2 separate regions of the Homo sapiens genome follow, and region 1 is linked to region 2. A link is a contact called in ENCODE Hi-C or POLR2A ChIA-PET data. All regions are on one chromosome and are shown on one strand. The core of a region is the stretch at or near the end of the contact, and the rest is flanking DNA. Distances in the headings are between cores, read along the strand shown.

Region 1 (2,879 bases), core at 217-2,716, 550 kb after region 2:
TCCGTCGGCAGGGACTACAATAAATCATCACATTATGACGCTGAAAGTTCATCTCTAAAAAGCTTTCAATTTAGTTTGATGAGACTAATGGCGTCCAATCGCACAGTGCCGGGCACATAACGGGAAGTCCAAAAATACAGTTATTATTGGAATAAAAATTCAGGCTGGGCGCAGTGGCTCACGCCTGTAATCCGAGAACTTTGGGAGGCCGAGGCGGGCGGATCATTTGAGACCAGATGTTCGAGACCAGCCTGGGCAACATGGCGAAACCCCGTCTCTACTAAAAATACAAAAATTAGTCGGCGTGGTGGCGGACGCCTGTAGTCCCGGCTACAGAGAGCCAAGATCGCACCACCGCACTGCAGCCTGGGCGACAGAGCAAGACCCTGTCTCAAAAAAAAAAAAAAAAGAAAAAAAAATCAGCCAAGACTTGGAAAAAGAAATTTAAAAAAGGAAAATTCATGCAGCCAGTAACTATTGGGACATCACTCACCAGGCACTATGCTAAACTGGGGTTAGGTGCTGAGCAAAACCAGGCCCCTCTCTAGATGGCTCTCTAGGTCCCACGACCATAGCTTAGGTGACACCGGCACCTGCGCGCTCCACAGCCTGTCGAAAAACACTCGGGAAGCAAACATTGAGAAGAAAATACTCCTTCTGTGGGCCTTTAGGAAAACCGAGTGACTTTTTTCGTGAGGGGAACCCATCTTTGTAAGCATTCGCGGAAACGGCAGTTTTATTACCGCCGGGAAGGGTCCCCTGAGTGTGTGCCCCATCTGAGTTCCGAGCTGGGCGGGCCATGCCTTGCCAACCCCGCTGCTCGCAGCATCTGCAGGCGCTGAGCGAGGCATCGCTGCCTGGCCGGGGCTTCTCGGATCTGGGGAAATCGAGGTCGCTTTCCCCGGCTCTCTGCAGCGGGGCAGCGCTGTCCACTCACTCCCCGCTCCCCGCGCACGCCCTTGCCCTCTTTCCCCCAAGTAGGGAAGGGTCTACGCGGGTCATAGCAGAGAGGCCACGCCGCCCGTGGTGACGGCCGGTCCCGGGGAGGGGGCGCCGCCACTGCCATCCCGCAGCCTGCGCTCCCCACACCCCGCCGCAGGCGCAGCGGACTGGTGGAGTGATGTCGGGAGATCGATCGAGAAGAATCTGGAAGAATCCGGTTAGACAGGGAAGCGGGCGGGGATGGGAGGGAGGGAGGAAGGGCCAAGGGAGGCCGCCGGGGAGATCCCGAGTCCGAGGGTCCCAGGAGAAGGGGGAGGGGGCAGGCAGCCAGAAGGAGGCAAGAACCAAAAAAAAAAAAAGAAAAAAAAATTCCGAAGCGCCCGCAGCACTGAGCCCGAACCGGCTCAGTCCCGCCGTCTCTAGAAAGTTCTGCACCCCGCCCCCTCTGTCTGCGCTCCCGCTCCTCCCAGCCCCTCCCTCGCGGCGGGGCGGGACCAATCGCTCCCCGAGCCGCTCCTGACCCACCTACCCCAGCTCTCGCGCCGCGTGCAGAGGTGCTCAAGCCTCCTCGCGGTCCGCAGTCAGTGCCGCCGCGCCCGGCCTCCCGCACGCCCCGCAGGTAGCGCCCCCGCCCGCGGCCCAGAGTGCGCTCGCGCCGGCACCAGCTCCCGGATAAACGGCGCGCCGCGCGGAGATGACAGCCGAGGAGATGAAGGCGACCGAGAGCGGGGCGCAGTCGGCGCCGCTGCCCATGGAGGGAGTGGACATCAGCCCCAAACAGGACGAAGGCGTGCTGAAGGTGAGGGGCGGCGGGGCCTGCGGAGGCGTCGGAACCCGGGGCCCCGCGGGCCGCCCTTCCGCCGCGCCCGGAGCCCGCGGCCGGGCACGGGTCGAGGCGGCCGCCTTTGCAGCCTCGCGGCCGTCCCGCCGGGGGCCGGTGGCATCGCCGTCCCGGACCGGGCTGCGTCGTTTAAGGCACCGAGGCCGGCCATGCGCTCGGCAGGGGGGCGGCCTAGGTGCGCGGGCCGAGGCCCCAGGCTCCCCAGCCGGCAGCGCCCGGGCCCGGGCAGGGGGTCGGGATTGCAGTGCCCACCCCGGCGCGCGCGGGGCGGCGGAGAGGGGCGGGGCGAGGCGACCGCCGCGGGCACCCGAGCCGCAGCCCGGGGCCAGGCCGGGCCTCCCACGCCACGCCGCCCCCGACCTCGCGGCCCCAGCGGAGCTGCCAGCCGCGGGCCGCCTCGTTGGTGGCGGTGCCAGGGCTCGCCCACCCGGGCGGTGGAACACGGGCCAGGACGGGGAGCGACTCCCCACAGTGCTTTCCTGGCCCTTCGGCCTTTGTGCGACGCAGGCGCGACAGGGTTCCGGCGCCCTCCCGGGGTCCCCTGCCGACGCCGGGACCCAGCGAGGTCCCCACTCGCCGCGCGGCGCCCCCTCCCTCGGCCCCGGGGAGGCCGGGCGCGGGGCATGCCGGGAGCTGTAGTCCCCTCCCCCCTCCGCCGCCTCCCGGAGCCAGGGCTGCGGGGTGTGGGGCGGGGAGGAGGCGCTCTGCTGTGGAGCCTGCCGCCGAGTGACCGCTCGACTACAAATAGCCTGGGGAGCTGCGGGGAGGGCATCTTGACCTGGGCCAGGACAACCTGCCTTGGGTCGGAGCAGGTTCCAGGGAGAATCAGAGATGGTGAATTCCCAGCCTGCGTCTTATGCCTTCTCCCCATCCGCTGCTGCGTCCTCATCCTGGCTTCCCACCGCTGAGCTCCGCGTGTGCGGCACCCACCTCAGGGGGCCTTTACCTGGTCCAGAAGTGCATCTGTCTTTGCACCAGATTATTGGGGACCTCAAGCGTCTGCTCCAGCGGCTCTCCTGTGGCATGTGACTTCCCCTTCTCGCTCCAGCGTCCTGCCGTTTTCTACGAGATTGTTATTCCAGGAAAGCTCATTTCC
Region 2 (2,816 bases), core at 14-2,513:
ATTCTGGATTCTTGCCGAGCCTCTTTGTGCTTCCTCTTTTCATTCTCTGTCACCTCCACTTAGTCTCGTTCTCACCTGCTCCTTTCTCTTTATTCTCCAAGGGAGGGGAAGACAACTTGAATTTTAGGAACAAAGCAAGAAACAGTACATGGAAAGGAGAAAAGGTGCTGTGGCCACTGCAGAGGGGGGACAGGTGGCTGAGAACCTTTGTAAGCCAGAAAGAACTCTTCTCTCCCATTCTCAAATATAATTAGTTATTTCTAAAATTGAGCTGAATCGTGGGCATCTTTTTCCACTCAAACTTTTTTTAACTTAAAATTAAGTTCTATGTATATATGTGTGTGTGTGTTCATTGGAGAAACAGTAACACCACACACAACTTAGCTAACCTAGGAAGGTTTGGCTCAAATGTCCATTGCAAAGTAATTAAGAATCTCCTCTCCTATGCTGTGTTTACACTGTACATTCCCATAATGTCCACTTCCTGGCTGCTGGACTCTGCTCTATAAATATAACCAGTGAGCAGTGTCTCTTTCATGCTCAGCTCCTGACCAGTTAAGGGGAGGAGGAGATGAGTCCAGGAACCAGAGTTGGATGCTGGGAATCTCCGTGCTGTCCTTCCAGGGAACATTTCTCTGCACCGGGCCAAGGACCCACGGGATCATCCCTTTCCATTGTGAAGGAACCGAGGCCGCCTCACTGGGCTCCATTTTCCAGTATTTTTAGTTAGCAGCCTGCAAGTGAGTGTTCTGCCTGCAGTGCTGTAGAAACTGGCAGATGCTCTGTGTTGAGTGGTGTGCAGGACAGACAGGAGTCGGTGCTGGAGAGGCGATGGCTGCAACTGGGGCAGAGAAGTGAGCCTTCCTGTCTTCCTGGGGGTGATCATCCCCAAGGCAGTGCATCACGCTCCCGTGTTCAAAGCCGCAGTGGTATAAACTCTCGAAGAGAACAGTGTCTACCTTTACTCTGGAAAGAAGTAACCGAAAGACAGGAGCGGATGTTGCCTCCTGGCAAGAGGGCCTCACGGTGTGGAGGGGCAATGCCAACCTTGGCGGTGACGGACTTAGGTTCTATTATGGCTCTAATACTTGCTGACTCTGGGACCTTGAGCAAGTTATGGTAACCCTCAGCCTCTGTTTCTCCCTCTGTACAATGAGCATCACGATAGTCCTGTTCTCACAGAGCTGCTATGAAGGTTGCATCTGGGAAGCACCTGGCACCGTGCCTGGCGTAAAATAGGCCCTCAGGAAATGTTGGCTATTATTATGGCCATGCTTGACTGGCACCTCAGTTTGATGTAGTGGTTGTCACGTTTCATTTCTAGCGTTCTGAATAGGCTGTCAGTAGAGAGGTAAGGAGGTAAGGACTCTGGGGCCAGACTGCCTTTCTTCAAATCCCAAGCCTGCCACTTAACAGCTCTCTGACATTGAGCAAGTTAATTCATGTGACTGGGCCTCACTTTTCTCATCTGTAAAGTGAGTATGAAGTGACGTATACTTCACTGGGTCATGGTGAGGGGAAGTATGCAAAGCAGGAGTTGGTGAACTGGCGAACAGGCCACATCCGGCCTGCCATCTGCTTTTGTAAATAAAATGGTATCAGAACATAGCCACACGTATCCATTTATGTCTTGTCTGTGACTGTTTCTCTGCAGCAGCAGCAGAGATGAGTAATTGTGACAGAGACTGTCTGTCCTACAAATCCTAAAATAAAATCCTAAAATATTTACTACCTGACCCTTTACAGAAAAAGTTTGTTGCCCTCTGATTGTAAAAGGTTTAAACAGTGTGTGGCACAGAGCAGATGCCAGGTAAATGTTTGCTGTTATTCCTGCTGGTACTCCTCTGCAGTTCGTCACCCCCAACCCTCACATTAGCTCTGTGAAGTGGGCACACAGAGGTGATGATTGTTCCCTGTTTATTGCACCTGGGATTCAGGGGACTCACGTGACCTGTCCAAGGTGAGGCCAGGCCTAAAATCTAGTCTAGGGCTCACTCGGCCGGTGGCTCCGAATCAGTGACATCTGCCTTGCCTTCTCTCTTTTTTTTTTTTTTTTGAGATGGAGTCTCACTCTGTTGCCCAGGCTGGAGTGCAGTGGCGCGATCCTGGCTCATTGCAAGCGCCGCCTCCCAGGTTCACGCGATTCTCCTGCCTCAAGCTCCGCCTCCCGGGTTCACACCATTCTCCTGCCTCAGTCTCTCGAGTAGCTGAGACTACAGGCGCCCGCCACCACGCCTGGCTAATTTTTTGTATTTTCAGTGGAGACGGGGTTTCACCGTGTTAGCCAGGATGGTCTCGATCTCCTGACCTCGTGATCCACCTGCCTCGGCCTCCCAGAGTGCTGGGATTACAGGCGTGAGCCACTGCACCCGGCCTGCCTTGCCTTCTCTTTAGATTCCTCAAGGACAAGGATGCATCAGTCCATCTCCCTGAGGCATGGACAGTGCCTCACAGAGCCCACCCAGTCAGTATCTGCGGAGTTCATTTGTCTTCTGTGCTCCACCTGGCCAGCATCAGCACTGAGCACTCCAGGAAGAGACATTTCCAACCCTGGGCCGTTCACCTCCCAGCACCTGGAGTTGGGAGCACTCAGCTTATTAACAGGGCAGAAACTCCCAGGTTGCACGCACAGCACCGAATCCTGAAGGGCACAGGCCAAGACCCTCTCTCCATCCCGAGACCTTTAGTCAGGATTGTGGGTGTGGTTGATGACAGCTGATATCTGGGTAGCAATTTATGGTTCACTGAACACTTTTACATCCATGATCTCATTTGATCTTCATAGCAACTACTCAGGGGGACAAACTGGGTGATGG

Evidence for each region. A loop is a pair of places that touch in the nucleus more often than their neighbours do. ChIA-PET counts read pairs that join two places held with the same protein, here RNA polymerase II (POLR2A). Pooled maps may share reads with other maps.
Region 1: a loop to region 2 is called in a pooled map, with 4 times the contacts of the local background. The contact joins the promoter of FKBP4 here to the enhancer-like site in region 2. A Hi-C loop is called at or near these places in 1 of 37 single-sample maps with no recorded cell type and 2 of 50 pooled maps. POLR2A ChIA-PET finds 5 or more read pairs at or near these places in 2 of 52 experiments (A549 and OCI-LY7).

What each region holds. Positions count from the first base shown.
Region 1 is chr12:2,793,504-2,796,382 of GRCh38, forward strand. FKBP4 (FKBP prolyl isomerase 4) reads left to right here and starts at 1,467. Exons shown (of 10, transcript NM_002014.4): 1 at 1,467-1,741. The coding sequence starts at 1,637. The region is part of intron 2 of ITFG2-AS1 (ITFG2 antisense RNA 1); the gene reads right to left. RefSeq lists enhancers at 346-891, 892-1,436 and silencers at 1,286-1,665, 1,696-1,755, 2,106-2,515.
Region 2 is chr12:2,247,733-2,250,548 of GRCh38, forward strand. All of the region lies in intron 3 of CACNA1C (calcium voltage-gated channel subunit alpha1 C), which reads left to right. Among named protein-coding and RNA genes, the nearest start is that of CACNA1C-IT3, 21 kb to the right of the region's middle. Within about 2 kb of position 1,264, at least 7 of the 41 ENCODE cell types and tissues checked have a DNase peak (open chromatin) inside an H3K27ac peak, as active enhancers do; they include OCI-LY7, where a contact is called at or near this core.